Regions from separate parts of the Mus musculus genome. Here region 1 is linked to region 2. The links are chromatin contacts, found by Hi-C or POLR2A ChIA-PET in ENCODE. All regions are on one chromosome and are shown on one strand. Each heading gives the region's core, a stretch centred on a gene start or an enhancer-like site at or near the end of the contact. The rest is flanking DNA. Distances are from core to core; before and after follow the strand shown. Region 1 holds the start of Traf3ip3 (TRAF3 interacting protein 3). Region 2 holds the start of Utp25 (UTP25 small subunit processome component).

What was found. A loop is a pair of places that touch in the nucleus more often than their neighbours do. ChIA-PET counts read pairs that join two places held with the same protein, here RNA polymerase II (POLR2A).
Region 1: a loop to region 2 is called in a map of v-Abl transformed pro-B cells, with 2.6 times the contacts of the local background. The contact joins the promoter of Traf3ip3 here to the promoter of Utp25 in region 2. A Hi-C loop is called at or near these places in 5 of 37 maps with a recorded cell type or tissue (T-helper 2 cell, heart, regulatory T cell and 1 more). POLR2A ChIA-PET finds 5 or more read pairs at or near these places in 1 of 5 experiments (Patski).

Annotation. Positions count from the first base shown.
Region 1 is chr1:193,199,997-193,204,933 of GRCm38, reverse strand. Traf3ip3 (TRAF3 interacting protein 3) reads left to right here and starts at 3,388. Exons shown (of 16, transcript NM_153137.4): 1 at 3,388-3,639; 2 at 3,936-4,041.
Region 2 is chr1:193,127,454-193,132,379 of GRCm38, reverse strand. Utp25 (UTP25 small subunit processome component) reads left to right here and starts at 2,129. Exons shown (of 12, transcript NM_145415.2): 1 at 2,129-2,336; 2 at 2,850-2,889; 3 at 3,834-4,113. The coding sequence starts at 2,230.

The sequences.
Region 1 (4,937 bases), core at 2,139-4,638, 71 kb before region 2:
AATAACTACCTTACTTTAGAGTCCAGGTCTCTAGAATCAGACAGTACTTAAGGAGTCACCTCTGCTGAGTCCTTGGGACTCTGAGCTGAAGCCGTTTGTGAGGGTTCTGACCTCAAAAGTCATAGGAGTAAATGGCTTTTACACGGCAAGGAGTGGAAGCATTTCGTATTTTTATAAAGGATGATTTGCTAACTTGGTAATTTATATAAATCTGTCCATAAGTAAGCAATGTCATTATCTTAGTCTCCAAGTACTGCTTGTTAGTTCAAGCACTACCTAGAAGAAGAGGTGGGAGCTTAGGCTGGGCCCTGAAAAAGTGGGACACTTCCCAGTATAGAAAACAGCCCTTCAGGATGAGGGGAAATTTTAACTCGTGTGCTTTTCTTCCTTGTCACAGAGGAGGGAAGAAAGACACTGAGATGATGCTCTGAAAACTGACAGCAGTGTGTCCTGTGTTGGCTGGAAGGCCTCCTTTTTCAGTCTACCTTAACTTCGCTTTTCTGTCAGTTACTACATATGTGTATACCCATCTATCCATGATAAACCCCTCTCCAGGCCTGAGGATATATCCTGAAGGATGATAAAATTAAAGCTTAGTGTGCCCCCTCTTATCATATTAGGACAAAAAAGTAACTTGCCCTTTGCAATGCTGGATCCTAAGAACAGATCCTGATATAGGTGCACTATGGCAAGCCTTTGGGTCTTCAGCACTGTTGAGCTAAACAGCAGAGAGAGATGCATTAGCTATGCTGATTCAGGACAAGTGCTGTGTCAGGGACACACATGCTACAGTAAACCACAAGGCAGTTGGAGGTGCGGCAAGCAAAGGGGGATTAGATGAGAGCTCTTAAATTATCCCAGTGGCAAAGGTCAATAACAAGGGTGACAGCTGTCCAAGATTAAACAGGCCAGATGCCCTTTCAGAAGCTGTAAGGTGTGTGTGTGTGTGTGTGTGTGTGTACATGCCCACACACATGTGCATGTGTTACTAGATATATACGTGTGTATGTGGCATGCATATGACTGTGTGTGTGAGGTTGCAATGGGCTTTGTACAAGGTTGTGGCTCTGGCTGTAATGTAATTTTTTTTCATGTAGGGTATATGGGCTGGCCTCAGACTCCCTATGCAGCAAGGAATGACCTTGAACTCCTAATCTTCCTGCCTCCACATTCAGAGCTCTGAGATTATATGTATACACCACCATGATCAATTTATGTGGTACTACAGATGAAACTCAGCCTCATGCAAGTTGGATGGATAGTAAATAGTTCTTGATAACAGGCAGTCACCTCACAGAATCTATACAACAAACACAGATCTTGTCTACCGTGAACCCTTCTTATACAGAAAACCGAGATTTTTATGTCTAAATGACACTCCACCAACAAGGCCCACACAGACCCCACAGAGGGCTGAGTGCCTGATCTGCCACAGATGTGGACTGCAACTAGCTCCATGTAGCATAGCAGACAACCTTGTAAATGTAGGGGATGAATACTATTGCTCCCACCCAATGACTGGATGTTGGACCACCTCTGAGATGTGTGGACATCTGATTTAAAAGTGACCAGCAAAATCCTTGAAAGACTAAAGAGCAAAGTCTTCGAAAGACTAACAACAGTTTGCCTACCCCAGACCTCCTGACAGACTCAAGGTTTGTCAATCAGCTTTCCCTCGCCTTAACAAACTCCCCCAAAAAATAAGTTATGAAGAGAGAAGTTTGGAAGGTTCATTCCATGATCAGTTACCTCAGACGTTTCCAGGCCTGTGATGAGGTGAACAGCAGAGCAGAACTTCGTGATAGGGCAAAAGCTCACCTCATGACTAGAAAGTAAAAAGTGGAGAGAAGAGCCTAGATGGACTCTCCCCTCTGAGGACACACTACCAACAGTCTAACTGCCTCCCAATAAGCCCATTCCCAAGATTCTAGCACCTTCCAGCAGTGCTGAGGTGGGGAGCTAGGCTCTGAGATGTGGAACTTTGGGGGATCCAAACCACAGCATATAGATAGATAGATAGATAGATAGATAGATAGATAGATAGATACCACTAGTAGACTAATAAAAGTACCTGGAGCTTTATTCTAGAATAAATTACTTGGGCTGGTAATGCACTCATGTATTCATGCACCCATGCACTCATGCACTCATGTACCCATGTACTCATGAACCCATGCTATGTGACTTTGAACTTGCATTAACATTAGTCCCAGTAGCATGAGTATAGCACCCAAAGAGTACCCAGCCATAGATAAGAATTTGATCTCTGTATACATTTCTATATAGTTTTTAATAAAGTCCAAAAGGATCTATGGCAATTCTGATACAATCTCCTGTCTCCCTGTGTTCTCGGGTATTTCTCACCCTAGGAGCCTCCTTGGTCTGGGTTCTAGTATAAGAATCTGGCCTGCGTGCTTCCTTCCTGCCTACTTCTTGACTTTTTCTCTTAAGAGAATGAGGAAATAGCAGTCATGAAGAGGACTGTGATAAGTTCTCCATGTTAACAAAACTTATCCTAGCTACTTGAATATATCATTATCTGCCTCACACCTGCTTCATACCTGTCTCACACCTGCCTCACACCTGTCTCACACCTGCCTCACACATTTCGAACTGTATAGTCTCCATACTGAGTGGCTTGTTCAGAAGGTTGCAGAGCAGTCCTTGAACTTGTACAAACTCAGTTTCCTGTTTATCTATCCTGAGTTGCTCTGGGATTTCCCATTTGTAAGTTTCTTTTTAATGTATCAGTTCTCTTTAATTTTTCCCAAAATTTCTTAGTTCAATTCACTGGGATTTTTCAGATTCTTTTGGCTACCTGCCTTCTGCCCTCTAGCCCTCCATATTTCACCCCTCCACACTGCCTCATAAAGACATGAATCCAGGATGCCCTCAAGGATCTGGAACTCCACAAAACACACAGATCCTTCAGACCACAGGAGACTCTACCCAATGCCAGTATTGGGAAAAAGAGACTCCAAACAGCTAGATGGTATGAGAAACATCCCTCCTGGGTCTTACCACAGAAGTGGCAAGGTATAGATATGGCCCAGAATTCATCCCTGTGTAGTCCTAGAAAAACATTTTTTTTTAAACAGGGTTTCATGTAGCTCAGGCTAGCCTTGAACTCAATATGGATGATCTTGACCTCCTGGTCCTCCTGCCTCTACTTCCTGAATGCCGGGGTTTCAGGTCTGGCTTTTAATGCTGGGGGTGGAGTCTAGGGCTTTGTGCTTGCTAGGCAAGTAAGCACTCTACCTACCGAGCTACAGCACCAACCAGAGGAAGTGAATACTGGGCTGAAACTGCCAGAGAGCAGACCAATCAGGTAGTTGGAGAGTGGGTGCCTGGGTGGACTTCCTCACCAGCCCTGGAGGCCCCAAGAGTGCAGGGGCCCTCTCAAATTGCTAAGGGCAAGGAGAGGAACTGAGGTTTGTGAACACTGTGGCTTGTGTTTCCTGTTTCAGCATGCTGCTGTGCGAAAATAACGTCAGTATAAGAAGAAAATGGTGAGGGGGTTTAGAAACTTCTTCAGAAACTCGGCTTGACAGCTTCCCCAGCCTTCTGAGACCAGAGAGACCTAGAAAGAAAGGGCTGAAGGCTCTCCTGAGACACTTGAGACAGAACCTGGGACTTGAGGTAACTGTGGAGGAAGATGCTTTGGGATCTTGGTTTGGATCTGCTGACTTAGGGTGGGGCAGAATACGCTCTGCCATGCCAGCCTCCTGCGTAGCAGCAGGTGGTAGAATGTACTCGATGGGGCTTGTATGACAAAAAAACATCCTGTGCTAGAGACCTCAGGCAACCACAGGGTATGGCTCCCAGCTCTGCTCCGTCTGATGGCTTCGGTTAGGTGTGAGTTGCATGGCTTGGTGTTGGTGTGCTCTGCATCCATAACACAAATTAAATGACTTTTCCCAATCCCTTCAATGTAGGGATCCCTGTAACAGGCTCTTCAGCTCCCGCTGAGAACTCTGAACTAAGAAGGCCAGATTCGTGTAGGAAGCCACCCATCATCTCCTCTGCATACACAGCCAGGAGGTAGGTGCAAAACTGTGGCAAGTCAACATGTCTGTAGTTGAGGGGCAGTGTGCTGCTGTCTTCCTGTGCAGGAAGGAGAGCCTTCCCTAGCCAGTACTAGCCCTTCCTCCGAGCTCTAACTAGGCCCTTTCATGTTGGCCAGGGGTACCTCAGAAACTACAGAAATCCTGGGCAGTGGCCTTGTGACCTTTTTCTGAACTACAGGACCAGTTCCTTTTTTTCTATAGCCTGTCCCTGTCCATCAGACTTTCCATAGCCTACTTGCGTTAAAGCAAGCCAGGATGATCCCACCATCCTAGAAGGCTGTGTGGTTCCATACAGGTGTCACGCCACACCCCAGGAGGTGTAGAAGGCTATGGGTTTGGAGACACTCCTCTCTCTAGGGAGCCATTCCTATTGCAACTTCCTAAGCATTAAGACCTAATGATGCAGAGAGTAAAATAGCCATATTTCAGTGGCCCTACAGACAATAGATGGAGAACAGGAAGAGACATCCTCACAGACCTGTTCTCAACCCCTCAGACCTTTCTTCTTCCCGTCTGGAAGGTAGGGAACCTGGGAGCTCCCTCTGGTAAGTCCCACAGTGGGGAGCCTAAGCCCTCACACTTATAATGGCATCTCCTTTCTTCACCTACCTGTTCTTTGACTTCCTGTCTGACCTAATTGAGTTGATGATTACATCCAGACCACACAGAAGTGTTTTGTCCTTGTAACCCAAACTCAGAGACTACAGGAACCACAGTAAAATTATTCCAAGATGGAGCTACAAGCCCTGTTCAGAACTGAGAGTGGGAGTAGGGGAGTCAGAGGGCAAAATTGATCATTCTCTGTCCTACAGTCTGGCGTTCCCTGGGGCATTTGATTCACAGCACCAAGTTTTCAGTATTCAGCGCCAG
Region 2 (4,926 bases), core at 880-3,379:
CACTTCAAACAGCCCAGGAACAGTAACTTAAAACCCACTAGCATTTCTTTGTACAGTAACATAGAACTCACTTCCTGAACTACTGTTAACTCTGAAAAGACTTTGAGTTTGAATACATAAAAGGATATCCTAGGGGAGAGAAATGAGTTCTAAGAGTAGAAAGAGAGAAAAAAGGAGGGGAAAAACCTGTCTTTATTAAAACTTCCCAGGTATGTGTGTGGGGGGGGGAGGTCATGTGTATACATGTATGTGCACATGTGTGCTCATAGAGAGCTTCCACAGAGGTATAGAGACAATGGCTAAATTCTTAACCGTCAGGTTATAGTCACATAGGCCCTCCGTCAACCTTATTGAAGGTGACTATCAATACTTTGAAAGAAAGGGACTTCTTTTCCAATAGTCAGCAAGCCAATGCTGAGACTACTTGGATGGAGATAGGGTGAATTTTTGCCTAAAACTGGGAATAGTCTAGATTTGCATGCTGGAAACCACGTGAGAGCAAGAGTCACCTCAAGTGCTGGAACCTTCAGCTTCTGATGAGATCTCTGGAAGAACACGAAACTGCATGTCTGGGGGTGTGGGGTAGGGCCCTTGGGGTGCAGTAAAAGGAGAAAAAAGTATGGCTTTTATTGGTTAGAGCCAGGTTACACGGTCACCAGAGCCATAAAACCTGTGAGGACACTTTGCAAACAGCCTTTTGTTTATCTAAGTGACTATACCTTTCAACTAGACAGAAGACAGATGTCTATTAATGAGTTCCTAGGCCAGGCCAGGTGCTGGCTACCACCCTTTCTGTTTGCATGGCTTTTGATACTTTTTTGCTGGGGGGGGGGGGTTGTCCCCCACCACCACTGGCTTTCCCACTCCCACCCTAATTATTAGTAGTAGATGACCCTGGAACAGAGGGCGGACAGGTGGACCTGAGTAAACCCCTACTCTTCCACAGAAAGATGTTTCGATGTCTCCAGTTGTGCTTTGAGTCTAAGCTGGAGCTAGTACTTTGTTTACATTGAACCTCGGTTAGTTTTGAAGGGAAGTATGTCTTTGTGTGGTGTCAAACAGCCTCACCTATTGCTGTGTGTCCTTGAAATACAGGCCTCAGCTATTTTTGTTCGTTCCTTTGTTTATTTAGAGAAGTTGGGTCTTGTTTTATTTTCCCTGGGTAACATCAAATTCACAGAGATCTGCCAGCCTCTGCTTCCCAAGAGCTGGGATTTAAGGCGTGTGCCACCATGCCCGGCTCAATTTTATTTTTTAAGTAAAGGTCTCTAACACTTCATTCTCTTGCCTCGGCCTCCCGGGGACTGAGATCACAGGTGTGAGTCACCACTAGTTTATTTGCTGTGTGGGTTTGTTTTGCTCAGTGTTAAAGATCAAACCCCAGGATTTGAAAAGTACCTTGGCTAAGCACCCTACATATGAGCGAGCAACGCCCCTGGCCCGTTTAGGCTATTACTCACACTCAGGCTAATACACATCAACTTTAAATGTACAGTTTCACTCGTTTGGGTGATAACACATACAAGATCCTACTTTATCTTGTGTGTTTCTGCTTTTGTTAAAGAAGCAATGTCAGGAGAGGATCACCTCACATACTCCCAGAGACTAATGAATGATCTTTCTTGCTAAGCATCGGTGTCTGCATCTTTCTCAACAGACTGACTCGCTAGATCCGTCTGGACAGTGTGCCGTTAAGTGGGGTGTGCGGGCACCCTTAAGCGATGGTCCTTATTCTTCTGAGTAGCATTCAACCATTTCTGCTAGCATACATTGACATATCAAAGCGAACCACGCGGTTGTGGATTTCGCTTAGTGCTTGAAAACCAGTGCAAGGTCCTGGGTTCAGTTCTTAGCTCCTGGGAGAGGGACAAAGGACCACCAACCTCGTCCTCCTCAATTTTGGAGAAAAAAAAAAAAAAAAAAAAGGTAAAAGATAAGCACAAAGCAAGCCACTCCATCCCGGAAAGACAGCCAGTCCCTGCAGCCCTAGGAGCTGGTGTTCCGATCACGCATGCGTAGACACGCCTATGTGCTAGAGGCGCTCCGGCAGGGGGCAGTATAGCGACCAGAGGGTGTAACGCCTGTCGTACTCTCTGGGCGTAAAGCAGCTTTGCTTTACGGCTCCCGCCTCCGCCGTAAAGCCAGCGTGCCCACGTGCGACAGCGACAACTTGCCACTGGGAACCTTGTGTTTTGTTTGTTTGTTTGTGGCGAGCTTGACGTTTCCGCTATGGGCAAACGCCGGAACCGGGGCCGCAGCCAGATGCTCAGCACCATGACCAAGAAGCAGAAGAAGCACCTCCGCGACTTCGGCGAGGAGCACCCCTTCTACGACAGGTCGGGGTGCGCGGGCCGCCGGGAGGGCTGGTTCCGGCCGAGTTGAGCCGGGTCCGGTCGGTGCAGGACGGGAACCCCGCTGCGGAGGTGCGCTCTGCACCGGGACCTGCTGAGACCGCGGGCCGTGCTGCCTGTCATCCGAGCACGCGCGGGCTCAGGCGCGAAATCGCAGCTTAGCCCAGCCAGGGCCGCGTAAGGGTCTCCAAAAACAGGACGGGAGGTCGGGAGATAAAGTTGGCCCTGAGAGGTGAACCCCGGTGTGCCGTTAAAAGCCAGTTTCTGACTTATCCTTTCTTAAGAGATGTCATTGAGCTCTCTTGTCTGTTACCCTTTTGTCTGCTGATCATCTCTGCCCTTGTGCATGCAGAATTTCATTTTTTACACTGACTGGATATTATCCTGTATTGGACATTTTTTTTTTTTTTGGTATTCATTTAAAGCAGAATCATTATGCCTTTTCGTGATTGTTACGAACTAGCAGCTAAAGTTTAATGTTATCTATTTCTATTTTAGGGTTTCCAAGAAGGAAGCCAAGCCGCAGATTTGTCAGCTGGTAATGCTTTTTTTCTTTATAGTAGTTGGAATTGGGTTGTTACCTTTAAGATTGGGTGTAAACGTAAAGTTTGGTTTGCATCCCCGTGTTTCTCTGTTTTGGGTGTGAGCTGTGATTTTAGTAATGCTACCCAATTGGTTGTAAGTGATGGAGACAGCTGTAGAAATTACCATGTGATGAGAGAGGCTATGGTTGGAAACTACCCCATGACACTGTCTTAAGTTCTGTGGAAGGGGTTCATCAGAGTGCTGGCTCCTTGTGCATGAAAGGCTTCACACAGTATAAAATGGACAAGGGGCCCGGAGACTCAGACAGTGACACTTGCTTGTAATTCTCCTCTTACATCATGCAACATGAAACCTGATGTCTGAGATGTAAGTTAAAACTCATAACCTGAAATTTTGTTTGAAAAGTCAGTTTTCTTTCCACGTGCAGCTGATGTCAATTAGAACCATAGCTTGGTTAACTGTTTTATTTAAGTTTCATGCCCGGCTTGGTTCAAGAGATGAGACTGTAATATTTGCTGAAAAGCTCATAGGGATTTTTGTTTTGTCTGTGAGTTAATGTATATTCATTATACAAAGTAGCGGGTTTCCTAAGGACTTTTCCAGTCAAAATTATCTGATCGTATTCATTTCCTTCCTTTGACTGTTTGTCTTCCATCTCTGCTCATCCCTTTCCTCTTCCCAAATTCTTGTCCTTTTGATTTCATGACTTCTAATTTCTTTTAAATCTAGTTTCCTTGTGCAAGAGAAAATATTACTTGTCTTTAGTCTGACTTATTTTTACTTCCTTATCACCCATTCTATCCATCCCCTTGCATGTGATATAATTTCCTTCTTTGTGGTTGAGGAAATTCCACTAATATGTATTTCTCACATTTTCTTTCTTATTTTTATTTTGACAACAATATATATATATATTAATTTCTCATTTTTCTTTAGCCAGAGAGTTCAGATTCTTCACATTCTGAAAGTGAATCAGAGAGTGAACAAGAGCACGTTTCAGGGTACCACAGACTGCTTGCTACATTAAAGAATGTTTCTGAGGAAGAGGAAGAGGAGGAGGAGGAGGAGGAGGAGGAGGAGGAGGAGGAAGAGGAAGAGGAAGATGACAGTGCTGTAGGTGATGCAGAAATGAATGAGGAAGCTGGCAGTGAGGATGGCAGTGTGGGAGAAGCTGCTGTCTCGGAGGCTGCTGAGGAGGCTGCTGAGACACAGGAACGTAAGTGCCTGGGGCCGGCCTGTCCTCTTCATTCTGTGTTGTGTGGGCTGAGTGAGAGCATGTGGTTCCAAGGCAGAGATTCAGCCTTGTTGGGTTGGGTTAGCTTTTGAGACTCTGATGGGAACACAGGACCCTCTCATCAGGAAAATGCTGTTGGCTTACTCTTTGGGGGACTTGTAACCTCCCGTAAGACCGCTTGGCGTATCAGGGGGACATTATGTGGTCACTGTGACAGCTCAGTTCACTGAAGAGGTTGTTCCGCTTCAGTAAGAGACCAGGTTTGATGGGAGGTAGACATAAAAATACAAACTTTCATGTTGTAGATTTGTTTATATGAAGCAGCTGGAGAGGAGATGAGGCTGCTCTCACTGGGTCCTTAAGGTGACTCTGAGAGGTACTGGGACTGAGAGCCCAGAGAGACTCTGTCTTAGGGCTCAGATGCACCGCTAAGTGATCTTCTGTGCCTGGGAATCACATCCAGGGTCTTGTGTATGTCAGACTGAGCTCGTCTTTTGAGTTACGGTCTTACTGTGTAGACCAGGCTGGCCTTCCGCTTACGATCCGACTTCTGCCCTGGAATACAGGTGTATACCTGTGAAGGAAGGCTTTCCGCCTGTCCCCAGATCTCAAATGACGACTCTGAGACTTAGTTATGAACAAGTGCCTAGACCATAAGCTTGGGCTTGTTCTCCGACAAGCTCATAACTATATGCCCCTCTAGTCTATAACATGCGAGCCACGTGGCTGGTTAGTTACTCCTCAGAGTCCGCTGGTGGAATCACCCTCACCTGAGTAGCTCCCAGAGTTCTTCTC